Linked DNA regions of Homo sapiens: region 2 is linked to region 1. The links are chromatin loops, found by intact Hi-C in ENCODE. Cell type or tissue: endothelial cell of umbilical vein. All regions are shown on one strand. Links, peaks and the distances in the headings refer to the core of each region. The heading gives the core; the rest is flanking DNA.

Region 1 (12,025 bases), core at 1,251-9,250:
TGTTAGAAAGGATAGGGATAGTTTGTGGAAGGGTAATACGTACAGCAAACATTTAAAGATGAATAAATTGTTGTAATATAAAGCCAGGTTCAATATCTATTAAGAGCAAATAATATGCTTTTGTCCTGAAATTCCTTGGATATGGGACCCAGAAGTAAATGGCAACGAGTCATCAAATACTAGATCAAAGCATCATCTCATTGTATGATGTGTGTTAATAAACTGATTTAAGTATATGCCATCTTGATTTTACAAACAATAATAGGAGTTGAGTGAGAAGTGCAGAGTAGCAATTTGATAGAAATTATCCATTGGTTAGGTAGTGTGAGAAGTCCTGCTGGAGATAAAATGAAAGAACAGGTTGTGGACTGCTCATGCTGAGACAAAGCAAATAATCCAACTGAAATCAGTGTGTCACCACTGATATCCCCAGACCTCATGGGGAGTAGTCTTCATTCACTTCCCTATGCCATCACCTGCATGACTCAACCTCCCCACCATTGTTGCTTTCTCTTTTTCTTCAACAAGTATAAAGCTCTGCAATTAGACACACACAATGACTAAGAGCATGGAACTTGCAGTCAGATCTAATGGTGACACAGAAAACAAATATGTAATTGGTCAGTTAATTATTTAAGTAAATGCTATAAAAGAGAACTACAGCTTGTTAAGATAGTATATAATTGGGGCGGGTATGGTGGCTCATGCCTGTAATCCCAGCACTTTGGGAGGCCGAGGTGGGCAGATCACCTGAGGTCAGGAGTTCGAGACCAGCCTGGCCAACATGGTGAAACCCCGTCTCTACTAAAAATACAAAAATTAGCTGGGCAGGGTGGTGGTGCCTGCAATCCCAGCTACTTGGGAGGCTGAGGCGAGAGAATCACTTAAACCCAGGAGGCAGAGGTTGCAGTGAGCTGAGATCGAGCCACTGCACTCCAGCCTAGGCGACAGAGCAAGATTCCATCTCAAAAAAAAAAAAAAAACAAAAACTAAAACAAACAAGATAGTGTATAATTGAAAAGCTAATGTGGACTGGGAATTTGAGAAAGGTGTTTATCCACAAGTAATGATATTTATGCTGAAATCAGCCTACTTTATGCTTTTAGCATACACAGAGTTACCCCCTTCTTTCACATCTCACCCAGTCCTTGCCCTTCCTGTCCTCTACGTGGAATTCTTCCCAGGGTTCCTTATGGTACATTGCCTGGTAACTATTTTGAAATGTTTGACTATACCTAAGCTTCGAACAGATTGGAATGGTGCACATCTAAGTGTTTGTTAATATATTCCCTAAGAACACACCATTTACTTTGTGCTCTCAAATATATCACATAACATTAGAGTAGAATGTTTTAGTCAAAAAAAAAAATATAAAAGCTTGCAACATACAATGGAAGGCTTGAGGTAGAGAAGATTGAGTATCACCTGTTGCCATCATCAATGTGTGGTCTAAATGACTTTTAGTTTAATATAATAGCTGCAGCTAATGTAACTAGCAGTGAATTTTAAATATTTTCTCATTGAAAACTACTCAGCAAAATTTTTCTGTTTTCAGCATTATAGTGATTCCTCAACAAGACTAAAGAAACAGCATGTGTAAAATACAAGGTTGAGCACAACATACTCAAATGGTGCCAGGAAGACTCATTTTGGCTGACATAGGGCACTGTCTTACTGCAAGGAAAATAGAAGGCAGTATGGTATTGCAGTTGGGAGACTAGGCTTTTGATGCTGGAAACTGAGTTAAATTCTGGCTCTTTCTCCCACTGCCAACATAAATGTTCATAGGTTACTTACTCAGTCTGCCTCAGTTTCTTCATTTGTAAAATAGTGATACATATTATATCATCACAAGGTTGCTTTGAGGATTTAATGGAATATTGCAAGTATAACAGCTCAGAAGAGGACTATACTAATACAGAATATTACTGCTACAAGTGATTGAAGCCCAATTTAAGTTGGCTGAAAGAAATAAACAAATAAAATATATTTTTGGCTTAGATAAAAGAGAAGGACAGGGGTGGGGTTGAACTTCAGGTCTTGTGAATCTAAGAAATCAAATTACCTGTCTCAACTTGTTCCATTGAGTCTCAGCTTCATTCTTTCCTACTGCAAATAGATCTCTTCTGCTTTTTGGAAGACATGACACAGGTTCTTTTAGACTTAATACCATCTTTCCTTGTCAATTGTTTGTACTTGGGGCATACGGTCACATGTTGATTTTATGTTGAGTCTCGCTAATGTCCAATGCTGATGTGAGTTTGCAGAGAGACGATGCCCAGTTAAATTTGAATTTCGAATGAACAGCAGATTTGTTTGTTTGAGACAAGGCCTCACTTTGTTGCCCAGGCTGCAGTGCAGTGGTGCAATTATGGCTCACTGCAAAGTCAACCTCCTGGGCTCAAGTGATTCTCCTGCCTTAGCTGCCCCCAAGTAGCTGGGACTACAGGGTAAGCCACCACACCCAGCAAATTTTTGTATTTTTAGTAGAGACAGATTTCTCCATATTGCCCGGGTTGGTCTCAAACTCCTGGGCTCAAGAGATCTGCCAGTCTCAGCGTCCCAAAGTGCTGGGATTACAGATGTGAACCACCAAGCCTGGCCAAACAGCAAATTTTTAAAAAATACATAATTTCTCATGCAATATTTGAGACATATTTGGACTAAAAATTGTAGATAATTGTTTTACTTATCTGATTTATTTATCAATACATTTTTTATTAATGGGTTCTTTGTATTCTGACAGAAATACCTTGAATATGTTGCTGGGCTCTATCTTGCTAGCCTTTGTAGTAACTTATTAGATAAGATCTAAGATAATGCCACATTATTGTTCTGTCATGCTTAACCCACAGTCGAGCTATAAGAAATGCTTATGCAATCTTTGTCCTGGTTAATGCTGAGAGTGTAGGTCACCAGTTTCCCCAACTCTTTTTTCCCCTTAAATGTTAGATACCTCATTTGTCCCCACTATTTGTCTCTTGTCTTTAGCATTTTCAGTCTGCAGTCTGGCATGATTTCACTGCACTTTTTCTCCTACAGGTGACACATATTACATATTCAGAGAGGTCACATTGGATTTCCATTCTCCAAGCCTGAGGTAAGAAGCAGACACTCTCTACCTCTACCCTTAGGAGAAGAAATTCTCAGCAAAGAAACACCTCCTTCCATGAAAGTGTCTTCAAATTCTTTCCATCTCCAAACCAAATCCTTCTATTCTCTATACTCCTTTGATTTTTTTTTTTTTTTTTGAAATTTGCATTGTGTTGGGAAGCTCACTTTGGTGCATTTTATCGTTTCTATCTTGGTGCTTTCAACACAATTCCTAGCTTAATATCCTGTCCATATGAAATAACACATAGGAATACATAATCTCTAAATTGTCTTCTTTCACTGCTTTTCTACATTATCTGGGACAGCTTTCTGCTGTTCTGTTCTGAGTGATTTTTGTCCCCCTAAATGTTAGATATCTCATTTTTGCTATACAAATTTTTTCTGGTCTTGAAGTTTATTTGCAAATATTCTTATTGTAACATCAGAGGAGTTGTCACCTAGTGACTATAGGAGCTACAAAGAAGCAAAATTATTTTAAAAATATACAAGAGCATGTGTATCCACAGTGGATGCATCTTTCTAAAAAGCCATTTTAAAAAATATAACCTTCCTTAAAATTCTCCAAGATCTCCCATCGCTTACCAGATAAGGTATACAATGCTAAATAGGACATTCATACATTCCATGATGTGGTCCTTGCTTATTTCTCTCATTTTTACCCTTACCCCTCCTCAGTGTGTACCTTCTTTGAGGCCATTATATTTAAATGCTTTAAGCTACTCTATGACTCCATGCCTTTGCTTACTCTGCTTCATTGTCTTAAATGCCTTTCTTGGTCTTATTCAAGTGGCAAAAAACTAGTCAGATTTTAAAACTCAAGTTGAAAAATCATCTGTCCTAAACCGTTTTTGTTGAGGTTCTGTCACCCCCCTCTCTCAGAGAACTACAGTCCCCTCCTCTCTGGTCTGTGGACCTCATTGATTCTCGCAAACACTACTGGGATGACTTTACAAAAAAAAATGATTTTAATTATTACTTACTTCTATTTGATTATAAATGTCTGTCTTCCTCTATCAGACTCTTAATTCTTTGAGCCAGAATCTATATAAATTTTCTCTGCAACCCCAGCAGCTAGTTCAGTATCTTGCACATGGCATATGCTCATGTAATGTTGTTCAGAGAGTAAATTAATAGTGTGTGGGATCCCCTTCCATGTGGTCACTTTGGGATGGAACATCATGCTTCTGCTAATGTGCCAGTAGCCAAACTATTTGGGGAAATTCTATTTTGAAATTCAGAGCCACTTCAGAGCCATACAAGAAAGCAATGTTAGTCTTAGATAGCTTTTTGTTATTGGAGAGAAAATAAAATATACTAAAATAAAAAAAAAAATCAAGTCCACCTAGAAGGTAAGAATTGAAAACCTTTAAGAAGATTCAAGTAGGCATTAAACAAGAATTATATGAAAAGGAGGAAACAGCAGAGATGAATGTATTCCTTTAAAGACAGCACCCCACATTATATACTGGACTACTGATAATGTTTTTCCGATGAAAAGTGCAATCTTTGTTTCTACAGTTATAGAGTACTGATTTAATTTTGTTTTCTACATTTTTTGAGTAATGTTTGAGAATATCTTAAAAGGTTACGTCCATTTTCTACTAAGTATTATAGGATCCGAGTCCATCTTAATATATTACCATTTGCTTCTTGTTGAAATAATAAAATCAACTATAAATTTTTTATAAAACTTAAAAATATTGTATTCTTGTTTGGTAATCTCAATATATGAGAGAGATTGAACATACAAATGGAATAATAACCAGACCACATACAAAACTAGAACTCTGACTCATTGCCTGCAGGAATCTGCCCAGGAAACCAACCCTTTATCTACAATAAACAACCAGAAAGCCAACCTGCTATAAATCAGACTTGCAGGTAGCCAGATTGCTATCACTAGCAACAACACAGGAAGCTAAACAATGATATCTATAACAATCAGCTCTGAATGGCCAGTCCTTGATTAATAACTGACAACTTTCCCGACTTTTGTCCCTGCTTCTAACTTAGGACCAATCACAGAGAACCATATATGTAGCTCCAAGCAATCACCTAGGTTGGCTCACGTGTATTTGGCCTGCGTACCACTTTCCCATGCCAATAGCTCCATTGGGGCACACTGGAAGCCTTCCCCTTGTTTCACTATAAAGCTTTCTTTCCCCCTCTCCTATCTGCCTTTGAGTCTCTGCCAAAACACAAGTAATAGTGACTTACTCCCTTGCTATAGCAAGGTCTGAATAAATAGACTTTGCATTTCTTACTTGGTTGGTTTTCACTTATTTCTATATATGTGATGCTCATATTTTTTTGCTCCTTCAGAACGTGATAAATATTGGACAACTTATGATTATTCTACATATTTTTGTCATGAAGAAATGTGTGGAAAAATGACCACAATTAATAGAATGCTTCCTTTATTTTTAGACTACAGAAAACTATATTTAGATTCTGATTTAACATAATAGCTCTTCTCAGTTTCTTCTTTTGTATTTTCACCGCTCCTGATTATCTACTTGCTAATTGCAGTTTTAATTATACTCTCATCTCCAAGGGTCAGGAACCTTTTTGAGAGAAGAAAAAAATAATAAGAGTAGTTAATATCCTGTTCACAAATAAACCCCAAATACTTTGCATTTTTTGTGAATCAGCAGTTCCCAGTTCTTTCTTTGCAGCCTATGTTTGAAAATTTACCTGACAGATGAGGAAACTACAGTGAAGAATATTTTAGTATGCAAGACACTAGTGCTGATCGATGGGAAATTACTGGGTAAACTGCTGTGATTTGCAATCTGCAAGTAGCAGCAGAATAGAATGCCATTCTGGCTTAATTGTTCCCCTTGGTAGCTGGTGTCCGTGGGATGCTACTCTAGCTGTTTTGAAATCACCTTATTCCTGGGAATTATGATCATGAGATCTCTTCACAGCTAGTCTGCTGACTTGTATATCATGTTAGATCAAACAAAATGCTGTAAATGCTAGCTAAGTTGGGAGCTCCAGGCTGTTTGTACTCAATTACAAATGCTATGTGAGTTTTATTTTTCTTTCTGAGAATGTACTTAGGAGAAGATAAATACTCTTTGAACTTGAGTTGTCTAGCTAAGACCTACTATGGTGCTTAGATTATACTTCTATATGTTTTGCCCTTGAGAATCTGATGTGGGCTGTAGTCAACAGAGTTTATTTAAAAAAAGAAGCAAAAGAAGAAAAGAAAGAAAGAAAGAAAAGAAAGAAAGAGAAAAAAAAGAAAAGAGAGGGAAGAAGGAAGGAAGGAATTATTCATTTTAAATCAACAAGAATTTTCTAATTTTTTTCTAATTCTCTCTGTCAGTGTGCCTTTTTGCTATGTCAAGTTATAAAGGAATTGAAAAACGCTTATTCTTTGAAGAAAGACCTGCAAATGAAACAAAGATAGAAGGCTGTATATATTTTGTCTTTTTATGCAGTCTCTCCTCTTTCATTTTGACTCTTTAGAACACCTGCACATGCCCTCCAGAAACAAGCACCTCTCTCTCTTGAGGTTTTCCCTTCACTGTTCTGGCAACTGAGTCATTCAGTACTCTGAGCACAGTGCTCCCTCTTGGGCAAGGCACCAAATGCCAACACATTTTATCCTTCTCCCCAAACCAAAACTTAACTCTATTCCTTTGGGGCATCTCCTTATGAATTTGGTTACAAATCAATTTATACTTAGGTGTTTAGAGATAATCCAAGTTTACTCACTATACATTAATATATATTTTAACAATGGACTCTTGAGAAAGGCCATGGTTCTTCATAATGGGAATTTAAAGCCCTATTGAAAGCCAGCAAGGGAGATGTAAGAGGCTGTTGGCCTCCCCTGAAATGACATTATGATAGGCCTTCTAACTTACCTGTGCAAAGCCCACCCTTGACCTTGATGTCATAAAGAACCAAATATGATTCCAGAAAGTTTTTGAAGGCTTTATTCCTCAAAACATAACCTGCCAAAAAAAATCCATAGAATATCCAGAGTGATGCTTTGATGTGGTCTTATTCTCTCTGAGTTGTTATTTCTATCTCAGGTACTCCATCTCTAGGTACTTCTTCTGAAGATAGCAAATCATTCCAGAAAGGGACTCCCTGCACACCCTCAGCAGGAGCTAAAATCTTGTGTGTTCTCTGTTCCCAACACATTTGAGAGAACTGAGATCTTGTTTGTAGAATTAGGATTCAATTTACCTGTTTCTGTTTATTGGTCCATCCCTTGCTATGTTTGTAGTGTGTACTGTGCCTCTATGGGAGACTAAGAGTAGATTTCAGATACCTCCTGCTCTGGCTCTATTCTGTTCTTTGGGCTTCCTATTCAGCATCAGCACCAGGTCTATGGGATGCAAACCTTCTTTTTAAGCTAGGGTTGCTGACATCTGCCTTCCTAGCACAAGGGGCTTTGAGTCACACAAAATTGAGATCTGCAGCTTCATGGTGTGACCTTGGCTAGTAGATTAAACTTTCTCACCATTATTTTGTTTTCGTTGTTGATTTTCAAAATGGAGCTAATAATAGCTACTTTATAAATATCTTTGCAAAGTTTTAGAGCATTGTAAAATGCATAGCCTGGCATATATGCTTGGTGCTCAGTAAAAATGTGGTCCTCCTGGCTCTGCTTTTCACCTTGCTAATCTCTTTGATTCTAAAGACAGATAAAAATTAACAAAGCATCTTTTTTTATGAAGCAAAAAGCACATAAAGTTAAAAAGTGTTAAATTATAAAACCAGGTCAAAGAATTACTTCAATTTTTCTGAGTCATTACTGAAGGAGTTAGGATACATGAATATGCTATGATTGAATTTATAGGTGGTATCAAAAGGATACCTGATCTTGCAAAAATGACAAACTATGTGTTGAATTTTGAGGAGTAAAAAATAAACCACTAGATGTGAAGTTTTTCCTTTACTGATTGTGAATCAGCTAGAGTCAGGAGTCGGTGGACTTCTCACTTCAAAGTTATGGAATTTGTGAAGCTTGTCTTTGGTATCCCTTCCTGATTTCTTTTCTCCTGTTACTCTTTCTGTTTTTTCACATGTACAATGACCTAATTTCTCTTCTCTTTCTCCTTAAAAACTCAAAAGAAACCAATAACAGTTATTCAAATAGCAGTCATTATAAATCACTAGTTTCCAACACTCAAGGACCTTTACATTTTCAACATTATATATAGGAGTAGAAAGATTGATCCCTAATTGAAGGGAATTGAGCCATTTTCAAGTACAGCAAGAAAATACTTAGAGTAAAACAGAAGCCCTTTCCCAAATTCCTGAAATAAACCACCAGTAATAATCATATTTGACTTTTCTTTTATAAAAACCACTGATCTTTGAATCTGTCCCATTGAAAAGATTAGAAGATTTGAATATGAGCATGGGTGCTTTAAGAGCTATGCATGCCCCTGAAAAGATCTAGAGAATAAAGTCCGGTACCTGTAAAAATAACATACTGTTATACACAGCATGTCCAGATATAGAACAGCACAGCTATGTAACAGTTTCAGTAACTGTAAAATTAGAGTAAAATTATTAAATATAAAAACATAGGATGACAAATGTGAATATGCTTTAAAATCATTTCACATCTATGGTACTGAAGCAATGGAGATTTCATGAATCAGATATCAGCATGTTCAACTAATATATGGACTTTTCAGGACATAGGAATAGCTCTTCCATCTTTTCACTTGAAAATAAGTAAAAAGATAGTAAGCTTGTGTTTTTCTGCAATAATATTATTTATTTGGTAATTTATGTAGTAAAATTACACAGTAACAATAATTGCTTTAATGACCCACTTTCATTGTTTTGACACACAGAAATCAATTGTGTTCAATACAAAGAAATGTATTACATAGAACTCAGTATTTCCAGATGAGCTCATTTAAATAAATTTGCTTACAATATTTAGAACTACACACACACACATCCCACATCAGTTTTTGTCCAGGATAAAGTTTGTATGACTGAAATGATAAACCCTGAAATATGATTGAATTGGATTTCCTAGTTGATTTAAGGCCTTACTGTTGGTTTAAGTACAGTCTTTTTCTTTGATTGGAATTGTGCTTATATGGACATATCTGGTGCATATGCTTTTAGGTATGCACGCAAGTCTTAAAAAACTAATTTATATTTGAAAAATGCAGAAGTACTTTTATTTATAAATGTATGTGTGTAGCAATAAGGCAAAGTTTCTTAAATAGATAATTAGCCTAGGAAGTGGATATGTAAGAATGAATATTTATATTAAATTTCTCACTCTTTCTCTGCAATAGACAGTTGGCCACTAGCCTTAGATAGCCAAGACTATTTTTATAGTCTATATTCTATATACTAAAGAGGTGCAAATGTGGGAATCTTGAATTTAAGACAGCAGGTAAGGCTACTTATAAACCCATGAGATTTTAAAGATTTTACTCTGTAATTATACAGACTTCTCCACAAGTAATTGTTTATATAAAGAGAGAGTTTCTTAGTCCATCCCTGCTGCTATAACAACATACCACAGACGGAGTAATTTATAAGCAACAGAAGTTTATTTTCACAGTTCTTGAGGCTGGGAAATCCAAGATCAAGTCGCCGGCAGATTCAGTGTCTGGTGAAGGCTCCGTCTCAGCTTTTTAGACAGCTCCTTGTTGCTGTGTCCTCACATGGCAGAAGGGCAAAAAGGCATAGCTAGTTCTCGCCAGCCCTTTTATAAGAACATTAATCCCACTCAGAAGGTCAGAGCCCTTATGACTTAATCATCTCTTAAATGTTTCACCTTCTAATACAATCACTTTGGGGCTGAAGTTCCAACATAAGAATTTGGAGGACACATACCTTCAAACAATAGGAGAGGGTTAGTTATTCAGTTACTCAGTATGTGTTGAACATACTATGACCCAGGCACTGTGCCAGATATTCAGAAGACAATGGTGACTAAGAATCCAATTCCCAACAATAAGGAACAGGGTTCAGGGAAAGACTGATGAGAAAGCAGTGGTTACAGAAGAGATCAGTGTTCTGTGATGATAAATAATGAAACATATAATGCAGCTACTTTAGGGAGTCATTGAAGACATTCAAGAAGAAACAAAGGATAAAATGAAACAAGAAGATGGTAGGAACAATAAAGTCATGAAGAAGGCTTTAGGTAGAAGGTGAGGATATGCTAAGGCTCAGAGAATTCCAGGGGATCCCAACATACTCAATACATTGTAAAGTAAAGGGGAAAATAAGGGCCAGGTCGTGGAAGGTCCTTACACTGACCTAAATAATTAAGATCGCATGCTGTTACAATAGACACCATGGAAAGATTAAACAGGAAAATGATCCGACAAGGCTGGACCCTTAAAAGATTACTCAAGCTGCAGCATGAAAAATATATTATTGGGGATCAGGAATTGGGGTGGAAGATACGCTGCTTCGAGATTTTGTAATTTTGAAAAGAGTATTGGGAGTCTGAAATCAGATATTTTACTTGTAGTGAAAGAAATGCAAACATTTCAGAGGCACTGTAATTAAGTGAAGGGAATAAAAAATGGTAAAAGCGGCCAGGCACGGAGGCTCACGCCTGTAATCCTAGCACTTTTGGAGGCCCAGGCGGGCAGATCACGAGGTCAGGTGATCAAGACCATCCTGGCTAACAGGGTGAATCCCCGTCTCTACTAAAAATACAAAAACAAAATTAGCTGGGCGTGGTGGCTGGCACCTGTAGTCCCAGCTACTCGGGAGGCTGAGGCAGGAGAATGGCGTGAACCTGGGAGGCGGAGCTTGCAGTGAGCCGAGATCGCGCCACTGCACTCCAGCTTGGGCAACAGAGCAAGACACCGTCTCAAAGAAAAAAAAAAAAAAAGGTAAAAGGGAAAACTGGTGCCTATTTTTCTGATTTAAGTAACCGGTTTCATAGTGGCATTGTTTAAAGCAATAGGCAGGATTTTAACAGGTACTATTTATTAGTCAGGGTAATTAATGCTAGCTGCTTATATTAAAAAATCTTAAAGCCCAATGGCATAGGAAAATTGAAGACTTGGTGTTGCTCACCTCATAGTTTTGATAAAGAAGACAGAGTTTTCCTAGTGGCCACTCAGGAAACTTGGCTTCTTCCATCATTTGCTTATTCTATATCAGGAACTTTTGATTCTATTTGCACTGGGGAAAGACAGAGAAAGAGACATTTTAAAAATACTTCTATGCCACTGTTTTTTAAATAGTATATATTGTTATCCTGACTAATATAAAAGTGGGATGATACCTTTGAATAACACTTTAAAAAAATAAAAATAAAAAAAAACTTTAAACATATGACAAATTTTAGTGATTAGGCAGCAAGCAGGAAGAAATGTGGCATCAGATTTTGGGAAAAAAATGCCTATACATGTTATACAGTAGCAAAAAAATTGGGGAGAAAAAAACACTATTCCCTGCAATAAAGTGAGAAGTGAACTATATGCCACAAGTGAACTGGCAGCTTTAGGTAGAGTTTGTTAGATAGAACCTTCCTTGTATATGTTTGTTGTCTGTGGCTGCCTTGAACAAGAATGTACAATACAGAGGAGACCTCAGGAGACACTTGGCCATGTTTCAAGCAGAGAGAGAACAGAGAAAGACCAGTAATTTGGGGGCTTGCAGGGCTGAAGAACTTGACTTTTTATAGACCCCAAATAATAAGACATGGAGTTTTAAATGGTATTAGCAACAAAGGATTAGTTATATTTCTCAAGTGAATATTGAGGGTCTTAGAACAAAGGTAAAATTAAAGACGTGTGATCCTCACTCAAGGCTAATATACCCTCAAGGTGGTCACCATTATGCTAAGAGAAATACATGTAGTCAACAAATCAAAGATATAAAGCCAATCTTGGAACTATGTTTAAAAAAAAAGTCGCAAACTGAATCCAGCAGTGCATCACAAAGC
Region 2 (12,025 bases), core at 2,123-10,122, 290 kb after region 1:
TGTTTATAAGAACTCACAAAATGCCCTACTCAGAGTAATTGTTTAAATAAATGTCAATTTGATTTACGCTAGCTTGAAAGATGGGAGCATTTATGTAGATCCAGGAACTTTGGAAAACTAGGGTGGTTGCAAGTCCAGAGAGTGATAAAGCTAATAAATTCCTGAGTTAATAAGTGAATTTCACCAATCATTTGCAGTAAATATGGAATAAATGCAAACGGCTTTTGCATCGGTTTCAAGCAATCATTTCTAAGTTGCAAGAACTGGATCACAGACGTGACAAGAGACTTGTCCAAAGACCAACAGCAACATGATATAGAGTTGGGTCAAAAAACTCATGTTACCTGACTCACACTGTATCATATTACTTAGCATTAATTTTTATTTTAACTCAATCCTAACTTTCACAATGTGAGTGAAATGTACTAATATGGGAGAAAAAATATTCTATTGGATCCATGTTTCATTCCTGAACCAAGATTGAGTAATAAAATATCTGGGATCCCTCATAGTTCTGACATACTCTGATTTTGAAATCCTATGTCGCAATCAAAACCCCATAATTGACAGGACTTGACTAGAGAAGTATGGACTGAAAATGATAACATGTTTCTCAAACTCATAATTACATTTCTTTGGAAAAGAAATTATAAAATCATCTTAGAAATATGTTTGATCTTTAGGAAAACATAATTAGATCTGTTGTGTCAGTTGTATATGATTAAAACAATAATAAAAATGCAAGCTAAAATGGAAAAGATCCATTTTACAATTTAAAGTTTATGCTACTTTCTGATTATTATTTTCAGTACTAAAGTTTTTGATTTTCAATCGTCTAGTCCTTTTTGAAAATTAACAAATACAAATATTAGCAAAATATTTAAATGGTACAGATATATCTAGTACTAATTTAGTTTTCTTCTCACCTCAAACTTCTAATTTTTCTTTTCAAATGCATCAGTTAATAGCTTCTTTAACTTTACACTACTGTCTGTGTACATACAAGCATATACATATTCCTTCTTCCTTTATACATCATTCTAAACTCAATGGGAAACATAATATATACCTTTAATTAAAATGTAGCAGCGCTAATATACCTTGGAAACTATTCTATATAAGTATATATAAATATTGCTTATTCTTTTTTATAGAGACATCATAATTCTTTTTATACATGTACCATAATTTATTTAGCTACTTATCTATGAACAGGCATTTAGATGGCCTCCTTTTATTCTTATTATAGACAATGCTGTGATATTTATTCTTAAACATCCATATCACACAGATTTATCTATACCTGAGAAAATTTATCTATACCTGAGAATCTTTTTGGTCTAGTATTTCTAGACCAAAAAGAACATACATTTTACTTTTGAGAAATATTGCCAATCTCAATGCCAAAGACATTGTATCAACAATACTTTTTCCAACATTATATAAATGTGACCAATTCTCCTCATTTTCAACAATGCTGCTTATCAAATTGTTCCACTTTTACAAATTGTAGAATTGAAACATCATGTTCCTTTCATTTGTATTTATTATTTATGTGTTATGATCAACATGTCCTATGACATATTCATTTATATGTTGTCTTCTACATATAGATTTTATTTTGTTGTGAAGAATGTAGTAGTTGTCTTTGAAAAGGGTTGGTTCTTTTTGTTGTTCAACTGTATATTGTTTTTTAAATTTGAACTGAAGGAATATATTTCTATGTGAGACATAAGAAAAAGAGTAAAGCATTTGACTACTTCAACAAAAATATACCATAATGAATGACTAACAAATTTGATAAAGTGTAACAACCTGTTAGGAAGACAAGCAAATTACAGAAGGCAACATTCACAGAGAATATTGGATGATTGAATAAATAAAAGTCCAACAGTTATTGTGCTTGTTGACCAGATTCAAAGTCACACACATATCACATTAAAAATAGATATGTCAAGGAATAACATCTGATCTAAATTGGAATCTCTAGGTATGAAGTTCCAGCATACATACTTTAAAATTTGGATGATTTTTGTTTTGCACCTCTCTGTATGAATATATAACTGAATGTATGCTCAAGAGTGGTCTTTATATTCCAGAAGCAGAGAAAGACAGTCATAGTACATGACCTCTAGGACTGTTACTTACTTAGAGCATGTTTTCTGACATGTCACATAACCTCTCTGTGCCTCAATTTCCCCCTTTGTTAAAGATGGATTAGGACACACACTTAACCAGTCTTACAGGGCAGTAGAAAAGCTCAAATGAGAGAAGAGATGTTAAAATGCTTTGATGAATTTTTAAAATACAATACAAATCAAGCCTATTATTATCTCTGGTACAAATCTGGCAGAATAGAACCTTTCACTGGGAGAACAGGCATGAAATCCTCTTTTAGCTGCATTAAATATAAATGTGGCAGTGTTTTTTATGTAAGCTTAATCAGAAAAGTATTAAGCTTTTTTTTTCCCCAACAGAAAATCTTTCCACCAATAAAACAGATGTAATGAAGCTATCATAATGAATGTGGAGGATATTTTAACTTAGATGACATTTTCTATACCAACTCTTTACACAACACGTATATATGTTTCCATGTGGATGTGGTGTGTGTGTGTGTGTGTGTGTGTGTGTGTGTGTGTATGTTTTACTAAAAGATGCAGTAGAGGCTGATGGGACTCAGAGATTTGAGCAAAATCTCTTTACTATGTATCAACTTAATAATATATGATAAAGAAATCACTTTAAAAGGAAAAATGCTGTGTTCAACATGTTGCTTCCGTCTTCATTCACCTGTGAATTAAAGATCCCTATACTTTCTGTTTGATGTATCCTGAATGTTAATATCTTCTTCATTTGCTCCCTGCTATAAATGAAACTTGTTGGTTAATTATTCAGGAACATTACCAGATTCCATCTGCTATCTATGAGTAGCAAAATATTTATGAAACAGACCCTTTGTATAAAATGCTACAAATATAAGCATTTCTAATATTTTCAGAGCTATTCTGAATACAACATTCCAGTATGATCAGTTGCCTTTGATATACTCCCTTGTATTAAAATTGTGTGATAATTTTTCTATATTCAGAAAATGAATAAAGAATTTTTGATGTATCTCATATTCCAGCTTCTTGATTATCAGAGTAAGAATTTTAAGCAGGTATTAGAAAATGTAGGAACTAGACCAGCTCCCCGTTGCATTCAAGTAGCAGTACTACAAAGATATGAATGCCTCACTACATTCAAAAAGCACTAGCACTATATTCAGACCAGGTTATTAGCAACTCCCAGTAAGGGCACACAGATAGCATTACATATACTGATCTGAATCCCTTTTGGCCATCTCTTTAATAAACCGCATGTCCACATTTGTTCTCCTTATGGAAAAAAAAGTAAATTAATAAGTCCGTCAGTCATACACCTAACACTGTACCAAGTGGTAGGGCATATATATATATCTGAACTTGTCTGGGTTGGAGAAACACAACCAAGCCAAGATAAAATGAATGAATAATAATTAAGATCTAAATGAACTGTGGGGTTGAGAAAACGGCAAGAACAGTTTTCAGAGGGAAGGCAAAGAGGGCTTGGTGAGGGAAAAGGATGTGATGTTCTTCCTTAACTTTATTATTTGTACAGAGCTCCTCAACTTTCAGGTAACCTCACTTCCAAAGATTATGTATAGTCACTCTTAAATAGCCTTTCATAGTACAAATTCATCATTTGCATAGTAGTTAATCATCTAAGACCTGCTTACCCTTCAATAGTTGAGTTTTTGGAGGGTGGCATAGCACAGAATCATGTGATTGTTGTTTCTTTTATTTGTATCTTTTAAATGAAAATACAGAAAAAATTATAAAGGATTAAAGTCTAGGTATCATGAATTTACTATAATTTTTGCAAAGCAAAAGGATTGCAATAAGTAGGAGTGGTAGTTTCTCAGTCTCAATCTGATGCCTTAAACTGGTTATGTCAATTTAAATGAAAACGAACAAAGCTTTTATAAATGCCAATAATATGAGGTCAAAGATTATGCCTAAAAGTCAAAATATAATTAACAAATACCATTTTACAGTTTTCAGAGAAGATAATCTATCATTTGTTTTTTGGTATTTGACACATATTTTGAGGAATGCATTTTATCATGGAATACTGCTTGCACTTTGCCTAACTCATTCATCAAATATTTATTGAGCACTTATATATGACAGGCATGTAAGATTTGAGATTGCTAAAATGAATACATATACTAAAACTAAAATATGGAGATATATATATATATATATATATATTTATATGAGACAAATAAAAATTAGAGCATCAGAACCAGGATAGAGTGAGGAGACAGAGTTTGATTTACAATTTGACTCTGAACGTTTAAACAACCCAAGCTACAATGAAAACATGATCAATTATATCACTTTTGTCATCAATAATAACATATTAATTTGACACAAATCTCCCCTAAGCACTGATTGCTGAAGGCAATTTATCTTCTTGGGGTTTAGATAGCAGACAACATCCCCAGTGTCAACCAAACTAGATCTGCAGTATCAGGTTCTCTAAGACTAACCTGTAATTGTGGTTTTCAATGTAAGCCTTGCCAAACATTTCATAGTCATACTCAATAATACTGACGGAAGCTTCAAGCAAGATAATATAAAATTATTCTGTAGAAAATGGTTCTTGTGTAATAATTGAGAATGATATTTAAAATCTTTTTAGTTTAGTTGTTGGCATTGAAACTGGAGGCTTGAAGGGTACTTGGAATCCAACTATAATGATGGCTCCTGGAAAACTCTTAACTAAATACAATTTGAATAAGCATTAAGGTTGTAATGCAGGAATAGCTGCATAATTTGTAGATCCCAATGCAAAGTGAAAATGTGAGGCTACTTGTTCAAAAATAATTAAGAATTTCAAGACAGCAAGAATAAAACATTAAAACAAGTGCAATGCCCTTCTGGGCTTGGGACCCTGGGCAGCTGCAGCAATTGCCAGCTCATGAAGCCAGTCCCATTGCAATGGGATTAGCACAAAATAACAGCCAGGAGCACATGTGAGGGGAACTCCAAAGAAGACTCCATGGACAGGTGCCCCAGAGAGAACACTGGCAATTATGTTCAGAAGCCAAGTCACTACTGAAGCATCCTGACCTCAGTGAGGAACATAGGCCTGCGCAAAGATGGATGTTCCAGGAGTTGAGAGGTGTGGAGTTGTGGCAAGACGGAGAGTATAGGGTGACAGACTGGGATAGGCCCTTAAGAAGAGAAACAATGCTACAGAAAGAGGCGTTAGTATGACTCATATAAAGAGGTGGTATGTTCTTGTTGCCAAGTGAGATCAGACTCTTGAAATCCCTGACAACCAGGTTTTGGGTTTGATGCAATAGGAAACCAAGAACTCAGGAGATTTTTGTCAGGAGGAAAGTCACAAGCAGGCAGCCCTATTTTAGTAGGATTAGTCTGGCAATGGTGAGAGTCACAGTGGAGGAAAGGGCCACTGAAAGCAGGGAGAAAACCATGAAGGCTTTCACAGTAATTCTGAAGTGAGGTTTCACAAAAGGAGAAAGAAAAGGGGGGAAATCCTTGAATGAGAGGTCACAATAAAAAAAAATGAAGAGAAAAGAATTATGAAAAAAGGACATGAAAAACGTATCTCACATTAGATATAAAAAAACAAAGTATAGAGATATTAAATGAGATGGTCGAAGTCCTAGAGCTATCAAGTAGAAAATCAGAGACACATTGATACCACTGCCTCGCCAAGGAAAGAAAGAATTAAATTAAATTAAATTAAATTAAATATGGTTCCAGTTTTTGTAGCCCTGGATCTGGTAGTTGTAATGACAGAGATCAGCTGATTGAGAAAATAAATAACTTAAGGGCCATCATGTCCCATACAGAGTTCTACTTGTCTAGTGAGAGTTAATATTAGACATCCAAATGGAACCATCCATAGATAACTGGAAATATGGCTTAGGTGAAAGATTAGAATCTAAATGGGGTAGTTGTGACAGATTCAGGGGGCAAGACTTTTTGACTGAATATGTGAGTTGGAAATAGGGTACAAATCAATTAGTCTGGATCAGTTTGGGGGGACAAATTCTTTTTGTCCCTTCTTTTTGAGAGCTGGAGCTTTGCCTCCGTTTGAAGTATTTTATCTATTTTAAAGGAGATTTTATAAAAATGGTTTTTGACAGCTTTCTTCTAGTTTTGTTCTCTTTTGCCAGGCATGCACAGTACTGAACTGTCCTCAGATTTTGGCACTTATGCCTCTTTCTTTTATTGTAATTACGTGTGTTTTACTCTCATTCCCATCACTAGACTCTAACCTACCTGAGCATCATATTCTCCAAAGCACTAGGGACAGTGCCTGGATCAAAGCCCAAAAGATAATTATATTATCACTTGGTTAATTACTTACTTTAAGCTAAATGTTTTTAAATATGTTACTATTCCCTGGATGATATGCACTTTAAGGGGAATGAGGATTGGAGGCTGGAGGATGAAGATAAAAGGGAAAGAGTATCAAATCCTTAAACTAAATGGATAAAGCTTTTAGTTACTTATTCATTCCTGTACATGTAAAGCCAGGTCTAGTTTAACTTTTAGATAAGCCTATATCCCACTGAAATCCACAACAATTATAAAGCAAGTTAATGTTCCTTATTTCATTCTCTAGCATTAGTCATTTGTCTTACACTAAGAAGGGAGGAGGAAAGAGGAATCTTACTGTATTTGGATCAAATTTTGCACCAAAATTTCTTTCCCATAGAAGTCTGTTTGCCTTCCTCTTTCTATTTGACTTGTATTTTGTCAAAGATTTAAAGTTTCATGACCGCCTCTGGGGGGTACAAATCCACTAAAAGATATTTTTAATCGCAGCTGGCTTCCTGTTTATCCTGGAGGTCACTCATACTGGGAGCTGTTTTCCTGCCGATAAAACCTACAGGAATGTGTCTTGGAAGAAGCCAGCATAACTGTGTTGTGAAAGGATTTCATCTACTGCAGTTTAGTCATTCCCAATGTGATACTGAAAGGATGATCTCAACAAAAATAGAGTGAAATAAGAAAATCCACATGACAAAGTTGCAGTTGCTAATTGATTTAGAGTATCAGATAGGATACTACTATAAATAAGAAAAATGATATGGGACTCATGCACACACATACCCACACGTGCTTTCTCTGAAAAAGCTTCACCATCCACAATTAAATTCATATTTCTAAATACTGAATACAAAATAAATTACTATTTGGTTCCTCCTTCAGTAAAAACCAAATGATCTTGTTTTGCAATAAAAAGAAGAATTTGTCTCCAGATAATTATAAAATTTTACAGTTGTATTGAGAGGCCAGCACTCCCTCATGATAGAAATGAGGAAAGTGGTCATTGGAGCAGATGTTTGTCCTCTATAACATCAGAAGTACAACCAGGAAGAGATTACAAGGTTCTTGACCATCATTAAGTGCTGGATATACTTCATCCTCCAGCTTAGTTACACCTCCTGAGTGGCTACTGTAACCCCACGGTCTCCCTTTTCCAATCAATCCATCAATGGGGGGAAATCCATCCATTTCACTATCTGATTACTCTTCTTTAAGTACTGCATTTATTCTGCAGCTCTTCTGTCTCCAAAGGTCCAGTGGTTACACACTTACTTTCACATCAAATCTATACTCATCAGCCTGATTTTAAGACCCTATATAATCTGATATCATGCTACCAATCAACTTTATCTTCAGTTAATATTGAATATGCCCTCTCTAATGGGGTCACTTCTCTCATGGCCTGATCATAAAAGCTGTCTCTCTTACCATTGTGCCTTCAGACACATTATTCCTCATACTTGAACCTTTTCTAGGGAATCGAGAATTTAGTGATTATCAAATTTTTTTTTTGCAGATGAGAAAATCAGAGCCCAGAAAGGTAGTGATGATATCATTTTCTCATAGCTAATTAAAATACTGCCAGCTCAGAAATTCCAGTTTTCTAATCCCTTCTACATCACATGGGTAGCTTTCCTTCCTTTGCCGTGATCTGAATCCTGTGCATGCTTCTTAGTCAATTATATTCTTCCTGTTTTTTTTTATTAACCCATATCTAACAAACCCAGCCTTTATTGAGAATAATTTTTTTGTATATTTTCATCACTTATGAACTTAAAAAATTAGCAATTAATTATATCTTTCTTATTTTCTTTTTATTCAAGGAATTAGGTTTGTGACACTAAGCAAATGTTAAACATTTTAGAGTACAACATCTATGCTTAAACTGTGTTTAACACTTATGTTGCACTTATATTGCTTGGTAGATTTTTAACATTAAAAAATTCAATTAAATTGCTGCCATTTGAACAAATAAATGCCATTTAGAAAAATACTTTGATGTGCTAACTCTATGATAATGTATGTATTCTGGAACACAGGCATAATAAGCAAGCTTCTAATAGTAAAGGAGTTTGTGAATACTAATGAGGTACATCATCCTAGATAAATCTTTTAAGAAAATTGGGAGAAAAATGTTTTAAAATTTATATTGTTAAAGGACATGCCTGTACAATGAAAATCAGCAAAATTTTTGTTCCCAAGTCAGTCAATATCTTTCTCTCTTTTCAAAATACATTTGTAACCTTGTGAAATGGTTTGGCTGTGTCCTGGACAAAATCTCATCTTAAATTGTAGTTCCCATAATTCCCACATCCTGGAAGGGACCTGGTGAGAGTTAATTGAATCGTGGAGGCGGTTACCTCCATGCTGTTCTCATGATAATGAGTGAGTGCTCATGATAATGAGTGAGTTCTCATGAAATGTAATGGTTTCATAAGGGGCTTTTGCCCTTTTTGCTCATTCTTCTCCTTCCTGCCACCATGTGATGAAGGACATATTTACTTCCTATTCCACCATGATCGAAAACTTTGTGAGGTCTCCCAGCCATGCTGAACTGTAAGTCAATTAACCTCTTTCCTGGCCGGGTGTGGTGGCTCATGCCTGTAATCTCAGCACTTTGGGAGGCTGAGGCAGGCAGAACACAAGGTCAGGAGTTCGAGACCATCCTGGCCAACATGGTGAAACCCTGTCTCTACTAAAAATACAACAATTAGCTGGGCGTGGTGATGCATGCCTGTAATCCCAGCTACTCGGGAGGCTGAAGCAGGAGAATCGCTTGAACCCAGGAGTCGAAGGTTGCAGTGAGCCGAGATCACACCACTGCACTCCAGCCTGGTGACAGAGCAAGACTCCGTCTCACAGAAGAAAAAAAAAAAAAAAGAAAAAAAAAAAAAGAAACCTCTTTCCTTTATAAATTACCCATTCTCAGGTATGTCTTTATTAGCAGCATGGGAACAGACTAATCTGCCTTGCATCCTGCATACAAATATAGTAGGAAAAAATTTAAATATATAGAAAAAAATCATTGTTTGTTCTATATTATTTCAACTCTTTGCAGTAACTGTGCTCAATCAAATAATTTGGTTATACAAATGTAATTGTGTTTCATTGCACTTTTAGACTCAGGTGAGCTGTTCCATAACACAAAAACATCATCATATCAGTTTGGTAATTTTAGAATCATTTTGATCCAGTTATTTAAAATACAATAATTTTAAAATTGCATATTCAACTACATTGGAAAAAATAGGATTTCATTATTAGGTTAGAGCCAGGAAAAATATGGGGATAATGGAGAATGATGAGATAATGAGGATATTTGAGTTTTAAAATTATCAAGGCTGGTTTCTATTATGGTATTGTTTGTGAGATGCCTCAAGATGGATTCACTTGGGAAGTTAATAGTTTTTTCAAATTGTTAGTAAGTTGTAGTAAATATAAAAAGTATGGATATATGAATATCATGTTAACATACAGCATGGATATTAACATCATATGATATCATATGCATACATATAAAACATAAGCACAGATATTAATATTGTATAGCATATGTTTTATTATTTTAAAATGTATTTTGGTGCCTAGGACATATGATAATTTTAAACAATGCTTTTCTTAAACCCTTTCTATTGCAGCAATATTTTAAAATCAGCAGCTTCCTGTTCAAGACAGTGAGCAATTTCTCAGTCTCTTGCCCCTCAAAGTGCAATTGAAATCACAGAACTATTGTTATTATTTGATATCTATACTACCATTGGAAAACAAAATGATGGTAACAGTAACTCAAAATTTCTGGAAAATTAAAAGTGAAAGCAGAAAAAAGCGATAAATAGAAAGAGTCCTAATGAAGTCTTGGGAATCGTCAAACACAGCATCATCAACAAATAGAAAAAGTCAGAGTGTCTGTGGGTAGTGATCAGGGTAATTAAATAAAGAAACAGCTGGGACAAAGAAAAAAGAAACACCTTTCCCCTACATTATCAGTTACTGCCTTTACCACTTGTTCAAAACCCTGAGGACCCTGTTAAGGAAGATACAAGGTCTAACTGTGGGATATTCTGGTGTTAGTGTTGGGGCCTCAAGAAAGAGAGCTGAGCAGATGCTGAGATGACTCCGAATTGCTTCACTAGAGAGTGGTGTGCGGCAGGGTTGAATGAACGAACAAGGACACTGCTCAGTTAGGAAATGTGCTAAGGGAATCCCCTATATCACTCTACAGCAGAGACACTCTCTCCCTCATTTTTTGTGGCAGTCTTCTGCCTGCAAGTCTTTCAGATTTTAGCAAACATGGATACCGCAGGGTTGGTTAACAGCTACGAAGCTCTGGACTCACCCATCCAGCACTTATTAGATGGTGTCAGTGCAGTTGCATGGGGTGCCTCTGCTGGATCCTAAGATCGAAGAGAGCCCGGAACTTGTCTAGTGTGTTCATCTTTATACAGTCTTTGTACAGTGTCTGCTATAAGATATTAGACATATTGTTACCAGAAGGCAAGCCTAGGAGGTGAGATGTCCAGGTTCTTGGCGTGTGGAACAAAGAATTGAACAAAGTGCGCAAAGTAACAAAGGAACGAAATGGTGAAAGTAGGGATTTACTGAAGCTAGAGAACCCTCCACAGGGAGGGAGCGGGCCCCAGCAAGTGGCTCAAGACCCCGGTGACAAAGTTTTCTGGAGTTTAAGTGCCCCATTTTGAGGTCCGGATTGGCTATCCACTATGCGGATGAAGGATTTGGCCTGTGGCCATTTAGAGGCCAGAGTGGATTTGGCGCCCTATGCAGATGAAGGAATGGCCTGCATTTGGCCCGCGGGCAATCCAAGGCAGTTTCCTTTTACATCCGAGATACAGTGCGAAAGGGGGTGGTGCAGGGAGCAGCTTTTGATACTTTGTTACTGGGGCTTAGAGAGATAGGGATTTTCCTTTCCCTTTAGCTTTAGGAAGTGATCACAAATTGGCCTTAGAGTCTCTGCCTCCAGACCCAGGTGTTTTCCTTTTTGATCCAGCTTTAGGAAATTAGCTCCAGTTGGCCTTCAATTCCCTGCCTCCAGACCCTATTCTCCTGCCTCAATATCATATGCTAAATAACCAAATAAATAAATAAACAAACATTCTGTATCACAGTATCAGGTGCACTATCATTTAACTGGTGAAATTGCCAGGACACACATAGACTTCCATTTCCTAACCAGCTTTTGCCATAACAAAAGTAGAACCCAAACTTTCATCACACTGGACAATGTTAAGTTTCCTTTTAAGTATGTGAAACAACACAGAAAAGTTCAAGAGATTGTTGTTAATGATGTTGTTTCAGTTTCAGAGAACTCATAAACAGGAACCATTCTGAGTAATGTTGGACTGCTGAAGTGAAGAAACAGAAACATTACACATCTTTCTAACTACTCGGAAACTTTTCCTGACTCCTGTTCATTCTGTGGTCTCTATCTTTTATGCACTATCATACTTAGAACACCAATTTAACCCTTAAGTATATATCTCTATACTACATGTGGCATTCTTTACTCCGCCTTCATATCACGGTGAGTACATGTGATGTAATTATGAGAATGTGGGCCAGGCACGGTGGCTCACGCCTGTAATCCCAGCATTTTGGGAGGCTGAGGCGGGTGG

What was found. Peaks named below come from ENCODE experiments on the same cell type or tissue, not always from the same donor. Only the 100,000 strongest peaks of a DNase experiment are listed, where the experiment ranks them.
Region 2: it touches region 1 in a loop (11-fold over the local background); 2 of 110 quality-filtered maps call a loop at or near these places.

What each region holds. Positions count from the first base shown.
Region 1 is chr18:42,639,877-42,651,901 of GRCh38, forward strand. All of the region lies in intron 7 of LINC00907 (long intergenic non-protein coding RNA 907), which reads left to right. It overlaps LOC124904351 (a long non-coding RNA gene), which reads right to left and starts at 11,259. Exons shown (of 2, transcript XR_007066454.1): 1 at 11,152-11,259; 2 at 9,641-9,948. In endothelial cell of umbilical vein, for the core only: no CTCF peak of the experiment used is centred there; a DNase peak (open chromatin) is centred at 5,105; H3K27ac peaks cover 2,037 bases.
Region 2 is chr18:42,924,764-42,936,788 of GRCh38, forward strand. All of the region lies in intron 3 of RIT2 (Ras like without CAAX 2), which reads right to left. Among named protein-coding and RNA genes, the nearest start is that of RIT2, 180 kb to the right of the region's middle. In endothelial cell of umbilical vein, for the core only: no CTCF peak of the experiment used is centred there; DNase peaks (open chromatin) are centred at 6,938 and 8,018; H3K27ac peaks cover 2,082 bases.